Regions from separate parts of the Homo sapiens genome. Here region 1 is linked to region 2. A link is an interaction called in ENCODE POLR2A ChIA-PET data of the cell type or tissue named here. Cell type or tissue: endothelial cell of umbilical vein. All regions are shown on one strand. Links, peaks and the distances in the headings refer to the core of each region. The heading gives the core; the rest is flanking DNA.

Region 1 (5,376 bases), core at 104-5,103, 120 kb before region 2:
TCAGTTCACTGCAACCTCCACCTCCCGGGTTTAAGTGATCCTTCTGCCTCAGCTTCCCAAGTAGGTGAGATTACGGGTGTGTCCCACCATGCCTGACTAATTTTTGTATTTGTAGTAGAGATGGGGTTTCATCATGTTAGCCAGTCTGGCCTCAAACTCCTGCCCTCAAGGGATCCGCCCACCTCGGCCTTCCAAAGTGCTGGGATTACAGGCGTGAGTCACTGTGCCTGGCCAGGTTACAGTCATTTCTGAAAAATGTAGCTTTGATGGTTGGCTTGAAGTCAGTAGGTAATTTCAGTTCAGCTGGTAAAAATATTCTTAGCCTCATTTCTAACAAGTATTCATGGTTCCTGCCTGTGGAGATTATATAGTGTTTATGGCCCTTGGACATGAATTATTAATGATTTTGAAATTGTGGTCATTGTAGTTTACTCAAAAATCATTAGGAAGTAAATTTATCATGCAGTGTTGGAAAAAAGGAGATCACAGAGGAGGAAGAAATATTTATTCATCTTCCAATTCATCCCTACAGCATCCACACTGGTGCCCAGGGCACTGTGGGGCTCATGAGCATGGCGCTGGGGACATGTCCCCTTACTGCTCAGAGCCACTGTGAGGCCACTGTTGACTCTGTGAATTAATACCTCCAGTTTGCTGTGAGGGCTGCAGTTCAGGTCCTGAGGCCAAGCAGCTCTGCCTCAAATCCCAGCTGTGTGACCTTGGACTTGAGCCCTCTCACCTTGTTTGATAATGTCCACTTTGGAGAGGGTTAATACAGTCATGTATTAACGTACCTAGCACAGTGCTGGGCACACCATAAGTGTTCCATAGATGTTAGTTGTTATATTACTTGAAGTGTCTAGGATTTAACAGAGAGATTCACAAGGAGAAGGCAGCACAATTAATTACACTTTCACAGAAGGGGCCTCCCTCACTCCAGCCAGACTTGAGGCTGATTCCAGCCTTCCTGCTTCCTGGCTGTGTGTCCCCAGGCACCTGGGCCCCCAGGCAGGCTAGCCCCAGGGCCCTCATTCTTAACCACTCTGAGAGCCTCCCATGATAACGGAAGGCCGTTTTTGCAGTTGATTGGAGATTCCAAAAAATGCTCTTGACAGCACACTCATCTGCTGAACTGACTTTGCAAGGATTGCAAAAGTCATTGAACTCACCCAACTAGAAAATGTTAAGCCTTCCCTTTGCATGCATGCACATGCACACACATACACACACACACACCTTCCTGCTAGTAACAGAGACTTCTGGTACAAGGCTAGAGGCTTCCTTCATTTTTCCCAAGCAGAAGAGGAGACAGGTCTGAGGGGAACACAGCAATGGAGGGAGTACAGGATCCAGGGTGCCTCCAGGGACGAGGTTATCTCGACAGCCCTCTCTGTCTCTTCAGTGTGCAACCACAGACACACCTCTGCTCTCCTCTGGGTCTTCTGGGTCTCTTTATCTTGTTGCTATCTTTTTTGTTTTTTTGTTTTAGACAGGGTCTCGCTGTGTTACCCAGATTGGAGTGCAGTGGCGCTGTATCAGCTTACTGCAACCTCTGCCTCCCAAGTTCAAGTGATCCTCCCACCTCAGCCTCTTGAGTAGTGGAGACCACAGGTGTGCACCACCAGACCCAGCTAATTGTTGTATTTTTTGTAGAAACAGGGTTTTGCCGTGTTGCCCAGGTTGATCTTGAACTCCTAGGCTCAAGCAGTCCTCCCCTCTTGGCCTCCCAAAGTTCTGGGATTATAGGCGTGAGCCACCTAGCCTGGTCCTTGTTGCTGTCTTGATCCTCCTATTAGCTCTTCCTCCTCTATAAGCCCAGGCCACAGGCCAGTGAGAGAGTCTGGCCTGGCTAATCAATACTCAAGAGTATTCAGGGAATACAATATTCCTGACACCAGTCTTCATTTGCCCTCCCAGGAGGCAACGACTATAATCAATTTCTTATGTGTCCTTCTAGAAATATTCTACAGGTATGCAGCTATGCAGAACATATGCTTTGTCTCCTTTACCCACCCATCCATTCCCCTCATGCAATACACATTGTTTTCTTCTTGATTTTTTTTTTTTTTTTTTCATTTAACAACATGTCTTGGAGAGCATTCCTCAGCAGGTCATAGGGACAGACCTCTCTCTTTTCATGGCTGCCTAGTACTCCATTGTGAATTTACAGGAATGTAATTCTTTACTCGAAACATTTAAGGCCAAATATATTTCATTTTTTTATATTTAAAAAGTTATACCATCCTATAAGGACCTGGAAAAGCACTCTATAATCAAATACATTAATATATGTACAGAACTCATTGAGGTGGCTGATGCTTGTTATCCCACCAGCTACTTGGGATGCTGAGGTGGGTGGCTCACTTGACCCCAGGAGTTTGAATCCAGGTTGGGCAATATAGTGAAGCCCCATCTCTAAAACATATATATATATAATGTATGTGTACAGCAAAATATGAATATTTATACTAAGTGGGTAAATAAAGGCTATAAATTTTATGTCATTTCAGGTCAGGTTTTGGTCCTAAATAATTGCATAAATGTATTACTAATTCTTGATTAATGAATATCTAGTCATTAATAGTCTTTTGCTACTATAAGAATACTTTAAAGAATATTCTGGAGCAGACATCCCTGTGCACATAGGAATAGCCAAAGGTTAAATGCTTAAAAGTAGAACTAATGGATCAAAGGGTGTGTGTTCTATTTAAATTGATGTTTCCAATTCATCTTTTAACAGTGCATGAAAGGGATAGAGCTATTTTTTTTCCCCCAGGTTATCTTGTAGCAAGCTGACCAGATTCAAGTGTGGCTGTCCTTGACCGAGGTGCCCACAATGGACCCATTCAGTGACCACTCCTATAGTTCCCTAGTTCACTTGTCTTGTGGGGGTGAGAGGAGGGACGTTTACTTGAGAAGGACTTGGGGGTATATCTAGCACCTTGATTTCTTTTGTTTTACCATAGGTTTGGGGGGAACCGGTGGTATTTGGTAAAATGAATAAGTTGTTTAGTGGTGATGTGTGAGATATTGATGCACCCATCACCCAAGCAGTATACACTACACCTAATTTGTAGTCTTTTATCCCTCACCCCCTTCCCACCCTTTCCCCCTGAGTCCCCAAAGTCCACTGTGTCATTCTTATAGCCTTTGCATCCTCATAGCTTAGCTCCCACTTGTAAGTGAAAACACACAATGTTTGGTTTTCTATTCCTGAGTTACTTCATTTAGAATAATAGTCTCCAGTTCTATCCATGTTGCTGCGAATGCCATTAATTCATTCCTTTTTATGGCTGAGTAGTATTCCATCATATATACATACCACAGTTTCTTTACCTACTCATTGATTGGTGGGCATTTTGGTTGGTTCCACATTGCAATTGTGAATTGCAGCACCTCGATTTCTGCAAGCCATCTCTTGCAGCCCTGAGCTCGTAAGATTTGTCTTGGCTGATTACAGGCTGATTACAGAAAAGACAGGTGACTTTTCTGTGAGTTTCAGACTCCACTAGCGCGCAAACTGCAGATACTTCCTTCCCTTTTCTCCATTCAGTTCTCCGTGTTCTTGCAATTTCAGTCTTGTTGCCCCGTCCATATTTACAGATCTCAATTGCTTTGTTTTAAAAAAAGTTTTTTTAAAGGAAGAAAACAAAAGAAAAGGCAAGTTGGTGGTGTTGCATTACAAAGAGCCTGGTATGACAGCTGACATTCCAACTCTGCACTTTTACGGGAATGAAACCTTTTAGTTCATATTTCTGGGCAGAGAAGAACAAAATCTATTTTAGATTCAACTGCCAAATGTATTCCCACTTGCGAAATTATTGTTGTCAGTCTTTCTGCTTCTTGAGGTCTTGGTCTCTCTGCAGCTTTGAGAACTTGAAGAGAGGGGCCCTGGTAACATTGACAACTTCTGATTTATGCAGGGCAAATAAGACACAGGGCAGGATTAGAAGCAGTGCAGCAGAGGAATTGAGCTTGCGAACCCTGGAACCAAACAGCGTGGATTCCTAGGCTAGTTCTATCACTCAGGCAAGTGACTTACCTTTTCGTGATTCGACTTCCCCCTCTATAAGATGGGGATGATATGAAACCTGCATTTCACAGGACTGTGGCAAGGATTCAGTGAATTCATACGTGTCAAGTGCTTAGGATGGAACCTGGCACATACTCAGAGCTCAATAAATGTCAACAATTATAATTTAGGACTGGCAGGGGAAAATATCCTATTTACAAAGCTAATCCCTTGAAAGTCACAGGTGGAGAAGTCTTGCTGAGAAAGAGAAGGACACAGATTGGGCCCCTTTGGTATGATGGAAGAATGGTGCATAATCCATCCCTGTTGGAATTCCTTTGTATCTGAGTCCCCAGCCTGTCCCAGGACCTCTGCAGTTAGGTTGGGCACTGCAGGAGATGTGTACACAAACACCCAAGTTTAACAACAACAGGGCCAAGACTCCAGTGCCGAAAAGCAAAGAGAATCAATTTCTGATAAAATGCCAGGAAGGAGATTGACATGTCTAAAACCTTCCTGGTATCAGCTTAGCTTCCAGCACAAGATTAAACTCTAGGAAAAATCCCATCAGAGAGCTGCAATTTGTGACCAGACAGAGATAATGTTGACAGCTTCCCTTTCCCGAGTCTGTTTTGGATAAACAATGTGCCCTTCAACAGAGCACCATCAAAGTGTTCTCTATCCTCAGATCTTAGGCATGAAATAGCCTTTAAGATAGCTCTCTTTACCTCCTCCCTCCACCCCCAGAAGTCACTGTATGGAATATGATTAGAAGAGAGAATGGTGCTAAGAGGAGGTTCCTGCAAGTTACTCAGGAAAGGTATGTCTGCAGGATAAAAACACCCCATGAAAACTGTCACTTACTCTGGGGACACTTTTGGAGGAGCAAGACACAGGTCATGAAAGTGCCAGGCCATGGGGGCTTCAGTCCTGGCTGCTGTCACTGACCATGGACACACTTGCTTTCCCCTCTCTGAGCCCGTATTTCCTCTGTGGTCCCCCAAGTCTGACAAGAGCCAATGCTTCTGTGACTTCAGCTTTAGTAGTGTCCACAGGCCATGTCTGTCAGCTTCTGTTTAAGTGATAGAAGCCTTCCTTAAACCAGCTTCTGCAAAATAAGAGAATTTGTTGCCTCACCTAGCTGAAAAGTTCAGGGGTGGACATCAGGCATGGATGGATCTAGGTGCTCTGACTTAGTCCCTCTTGACTCTGCCTTCTTTGGTGGCAGGTCTGCTCTCTACCAGGTGGCAAGATGGCTACCAGCAGCCTTAGGCTTACAGTGTAGAGGCCAGATGGCATGGTGGGGGAAGCTTAGGTGCTAGATTTAAAAGGTTTGGGGATGAATCCTGGCTCATCACTCACCC
Region 2 (5,376 bases), core at 277-5,276:
GACAGAATTGGGCTTCTGGGAAGCAGGTACTACTAAGGCTGAGGCCAAACCCGAAACCCCTTAGCAGTGCAGCCATGGGGATCTTCTTCATGAGGGTTCTTTGCTTTTCCTACGTTTTTTTCAGACCCCTTATTTCTTTCTTTAAGATGGAATCTTGCTCTGTTGCCCAGGCTGGAGTGCAGTGGCACAAACAGCTCACTGCAGCCTCAAACTCCTGGGTTAAAATGATCCTCCAGCCTCAGCCTCCTGAGTATCTGGGATCACAGGTGTGTGCCACCGCACCCAGCTAATTTGTGTACTTTTTTGTAGAGGGGGTCTCACAACGTTGCCCAGGTTGGTCTCCAGCTCCTGGGCTCAAGCAGTCCACCCACCTCGGCCTCTCAAACAGGCGTAAGCCACTACACCTGACCCCAAACTCTGTTAAACTATTCCTTTAGACTATACTCTGTCTCCCCCACCAGCCCTAAAGCTCTCAAATTGACTTGATTTCTTTTAGGCATATGGCTCTTATCTTGGTCAGTTTGGCCCCAACCTGTGTAGAACTTGAACCTTCTCCAGGTTTCCAGTAGAATACCCCATGCAGCACAGGGTGTTAAACTTGTTCCCCAGCTGGTCTAGGGGGCGAGGTTGGCCCACAGCAGCGTCCTTCGAAGCTCCTTTTCTCTATTAAAAGTTTGTTCAAACTCAGCATTCTGTTCCATTAACGTGTAGCAGCAGTTATTGGAACTGTCAGGTTTTATTATCAAAATAAAGCCTTCCCTCTAGTCTTCAGACAAAATAGATCTTCAGAAAGATGCGTCAGGCTGAGAGCCTGTAGTTTCTAGCATGCCATGGCACACAGACACACTCTGAGGGCCACTGCACAGCTGTGCATGTTGTGCACTGTGCAAAGTGCCTGGCTGAGAGGCGAGAAGGGGCTGAAATCCAGCCTGTGTGCTGGTTACTAAGCTGAGGGTCTGGCCTGGGGCTGCATCAGCCCAGAAAGGGGGTGGTCGTTTTTCTGCATGAAGAAGGAATTCACTAGCCAAGCTGTGTGCCCTCCAGGTCTGTGTCTACCTAGAGGGAGCCCTTTGTTATAACTTAAAGGAAAACTGAATAGGCTAAAGGCAGCGCCATCCATTCCTTTAAGACTCTCCAGGCCCCAGGTGGAAATCAGGGCTGTGTACCATTGTGGCCATAATAAGAACTCGCAGATTCCCCTGCATGTGAAAAGGCCGCCCGGTGCAGTGGCTCATGCCTGTAATCCCAGCACTTACGGAGGCCCAGGTGGGCAAATCACCTGAGGTCAGGAGGTCGACACCAGCCTGGCCAACATGGCGAAAACCCATCTCTACTAAAAATACAAAAATTAGCTGGGCATGGTGGCGAGCCCCTGTAATCCCTGCTACTCAGGAAGCTGAGGAAGGAGAATTGCTTGAACCCCAGAGGCAGAGGTTGTAGTGAGCCGAGACTGTGCCATTGCACTCCAGCCTGGGCAACAAGAGCAAAACTCCATCTCAAAAAAAAAAAAAGAAAGAAAGAAAAGGCTGGGCCATGAGGATATTTTACATCTGATGCAGTTTTATTACAAGCAGCATGCACTCCGCCAAATGCTTGGTTCCTCGGCATCGAGATCCTTTGTGCTTCAGGGCCTTGGGGGTACCCAGCCTTAAACTGCACACGTGGGCATGTTTGCAAATGATGAAGGCACGCTCTGCTGGGTTTAGAATGCCATGTCCTCAGAAACAAGAGGAGCAGAGCAGATCTCCAGCCCAGGAGTCAGCAAATTGTTGCTATAAAGGGCCAGATAGTAAATATGCTTTGCGGTTGGTTTTGTTGTTGTTATTGTTGTTGTTATAGTTTGTTTCTTTGTACAACCTTTTAAAAACATAAACCATTCTTAGCTCACAGGCTATACAAAAACAGGTCACGGGCTGGATTTGACCCGTAGGCCTTAGTTCAGCTGACCTCTGCTCTTGACTCTCAAGTTCTAAGCTTAGGGAGGTCAGCTGGCCACCTTGCCCCAAGCAGTGTTTCCCCAGCTGGGCTCTGATTCCATCACTAATTGTGTAGCCATTTATAAAGGGAGAAAAACAGCAAGCCTGCCCTTGCCTTTGAACTGGATACAGAGTGCATACTTCCCCTTCAAATCATTTCCTATCCCCGAGTGCAGCACTTTTGATTGGAATGTTCTCTTTTGTGTATCATTTACTACTTCCTGTTTGCTAAAACCAAATCCCATTTCAGACAACAGCAGAAGCTTCTGAAAGTCCTCCAGGCCGTCGAAAGTGACTCTGCCCATCTCGGCAGGGTGGTTTCACCAACCAAGGAGCAAGTATCAGACACAGAGGTGAGAGCCTTGACTTGATTTTCAGTTGTACATTCAGGAAGTTCCCTCAGAACAGGCATTTCGCATCAGTGAGGATTGCTCTGACAGTGGTTAAATGAGCATCTCTCTGCCTGTGTTTCCACCGCCCCCCCCCTCCCTGGCACACAGAGGTATATATGATGAAGAGCAGGGGTAGAGAAAGGAAGATGTAGGCCAGAAGTTTCAGCAGAGAGAAGCCTGTCTGCACAAGAGGAAATATAAATAGCGTGGAAGCCCATAGGAAAATGTCCAACATCGCTGGCAATCAAGAAATGCAAATTACAGCAACCTAAATGTCCCATTTGAGCTCTGAATTGACAAATTATTTCTGATGATAACCTCTAGTGCTAGCAAGGTTACAATAAAGCTGCGGCAGTCCCACATACGTGGCAGGCAGCTGTATAAACAGGTGAAATCCTCTTGGAAAACAGAATGCTTGACCTTAGGAAGAGCCTGAGAAACACTTATGTCTTTCCGCCCCACAATCCCACTTCCTTATCTAAGGAAATCACCCCACAGAACTAAAAAGCTAGAGGCAGGAAGATGTCTGTTATAGAATTATTGGAAGTAGGGAAGACATTTTTTTTTAAAACCTAAATGTCTCATAACAATGGAGTTAATCAGGAAAGTATAATACATCAGCACGATGCAGTAGTATAAAAGGATGGAAGCTATCATTACGAGACGATGCAGACAGGAAACGTTAGAGATATCAGCCTGACTGTAAAAGGTGATGTTAATCTTCAAGTCCAAAATGATTGTGACAACCACACAAAGATGTGGCCATATGAGTGTGTTGATGGAGCTAGGACACAAAATACAAAAGGGAACTGTGGCATCAGAGTGGTAGGATTAACGGTGATTCGATTTTCGTTCTTTTCTTTTTTTTCTTTTTTTTTTTTTTTTTTTTCTTAGACAGAGCCTTGTTCTGTCGCCCAGGCTGGAGTGCAGTGGCACCATCTTGGCTCATGGCAACCTCTGCCTCCCAGGTTCAAACTATTCTCCTGCCTCAGCCGACTGAGTAGCTGGGATTACAGGCACGCATCACCATGCCCAGCTAATTTTTGTATTTTTAGTAGAGATGGGTTTTTGCCATGTTGGCCAGGCTGGTCTCTAATTCCTGGCCTCAAGTGATCCACCCACCTCGGCCTCCCAAAGTGCTGGGATTATAGGCGTGAGCCACCACACCCAGCCTCCATTTTCTTTTGTGCTAAAAGGTGTGTGTCCCAGCACTCCCTTCTGCCCCTACCTTCACTCAAGCCATTCTTAGTATTATTTGGTATGGTGGTCACCAATCTTACTACTGGCCGGTGAGGACTTAATGCAAAGTCCTCCCAAAGCCACATATAAAATCCTATGAGAGCAGAAAGGCCCCTGAGCTGGCCTGGCCTGGACTAGAGTTCCAGCTTTGAATCTGGCACCATCATTGAGAGATTGTGTGACCTTAGACAAGCCTCTTAAGCTGTCTGGTCCTGGCTCTCAGATAGGGTCAATAATCCATGCCCCACAGGCCACTGTGAGGATGAAACAGGAAAGGTCTCTGAAAGCATGCAGCTCAGTGCAGGGAGAAACCAGCAAATATCTGCTGCAAGTTCACCGAGAAAAATCAAAGCTGTGCTCCCCACTGCATGGAATAGTTTCTTTATTTTTATTGTTTTAATTAATTAATTAATTTTAGAGACAGGGCCTTGCTCTTTCTTCTAAGCTGGAGTGCAGTGGGTGTGATCACAGCTCACTGCAGCCTTGAACTCCTTGCTCACTCGATCCTCCCACCTTGGCCTCCTGAGTAGCTGGGACTACAGGGGCCCCCCAGCACACCTGGCTGTTTTTTAAAAAAATTTTGTAGAGATGAATCCTTGCTGTGGTGCCCAGGCTGGTCTTGAACTTCTGGGCTCAAGCAATCCTCCCGCCTCAGCATCCCAAAATGCTGGGATTACAGCTGTGAGTCACCACACCTGACCAAGTCTCCTTATATTACGGGAGACAGAAAATCCAGGGCAAACTGACTTATACAACAAAGAGCAGAAAAATGACAGACTCTTCTCATTGAAAATGACACAGGGAGGGCCAGGTGGAGCCTGGTCCAGCAGCTCGCACTGTGTCTTTCCCCTCTGTCTGCACAGTGGAAAGCTCAGTCCCACCCCCTGGAGCTCAGTCCCATCTCTGCTCCCTCCTCATGGTCCCCAAATAGCTAGAATGGTTCTACCTTGCACCCCTGTATCATCAGACTCCACTGTCAGGAGAGAAGCCTGTTTCTCCCCATGTAAATCTGTGACTGGTGTGCTTGCACCGACCTGTGCTGGGGTGCTTGCCTGTCACTGAGCTGCTCCCTTCTGGCAGCCGAGGGGACAGGACACATTGCTTCCTTGGACCAGTCAGGCACCTCCCTGGAGTGGGAAAGGGTCAGTTCCCCTATGCTTTATGGCTGAGAAAAGAGACGCCGTGGCTTTCCCCCAAGGAAAATCAAGTGGTCTCAGCAAGAGCGGGGACAATGAATGACAGGGGCCAGGAACTTCCCAGCCAGTGTCCCCCTCCCACCGCCAAGTGGGATCCCAAATTGGGCAGTGCAGAAGCAGGAGGAGCCACTGAGTAGCAACAGACGAGTTGTGACACTTGCTTAGTTAACAGATCCTTCAGCTTTTTCATTTACGAACGCAGCTGAGGAATTTGCACATTTCAGATTGCACTGGGTGGGAGTTCTAGCAGCCCCTCTGAAAGGCAGCCTGCCTCCCATCTGGTCCTCCTGCCTCCCACCAACAAGCAAGGTGAACGGTGCCACTTCTTCAGCAATCCCCAGACTGACCACTCACCTGGCCCTGGATTGCTCCACACTATCACAAGCTCATTAACTCCCAGTCCCCTGGAGTCAACTAGGCCAGTTTAGCTTTATCACTGTCCTGCATGCCTGGGACTCAGACCCAGGGCAGCAGAGGCTTGGCCAGGACCCCACATGGCTGTGGAGCAGGAGGAAGCTGTGGGTTTCGAGGGCCCAGCTGATCAAAACAGGCCCTATCTTTTATCCAGGAGCT

The links. Peaks named below come from ENCODE experiments on the same cell type or tissue, not always from the same donor. Only the 100,000 strongest peaks of a DNase experiment are listed, where the experiment ranks them.
Region 1: POLR2A ChIA-PET joins it to region 2 with 7 read pairs; 2 of 35 experiments call an interaction of 5 or more read pairs at or near these places.

Annotation. Positions count from the first base shown.
Region 1 is chr16:27,578,645-27,584,020 of GRCh38, forward strand. The region is part of intron 2 of KATNIP (katanin interacting protein); the gene reads left to right. Among named protein-coding and RNA genes, the nearest start is that of KATNIP, 31 kb to the left of the region's middle. In endothelial cell of umbilical vein, for the core only: no CTCF peak of the experiment used is centred there; no DNase peak of the experiment used is centred there; H3K27ac peaks cover 318 bases.
Region 2 is chr16:27,701,670-27,707,045 of GRCh38, forward strand. KATNIP (katanin interacting protein) reads left to right here. Exons shown (of 28, transcript NM_015202.5): 11 at 1-26; 12 at 2,227-2,329. Among named protein-coding and RNA genes, the nearest start is that of KATNIP, 150 kb to the left of the region's middle. RefSeq lists enhancers at 589-1,090, 1,091-1,590. In endothelial cell of umbilical vein, for the core only: no CTCF peak of the experiment used is centred there; DNase peaks (open chromatin) are centred at 2,142 and 2,772; H3K27ac peaks cover 1,860 bases.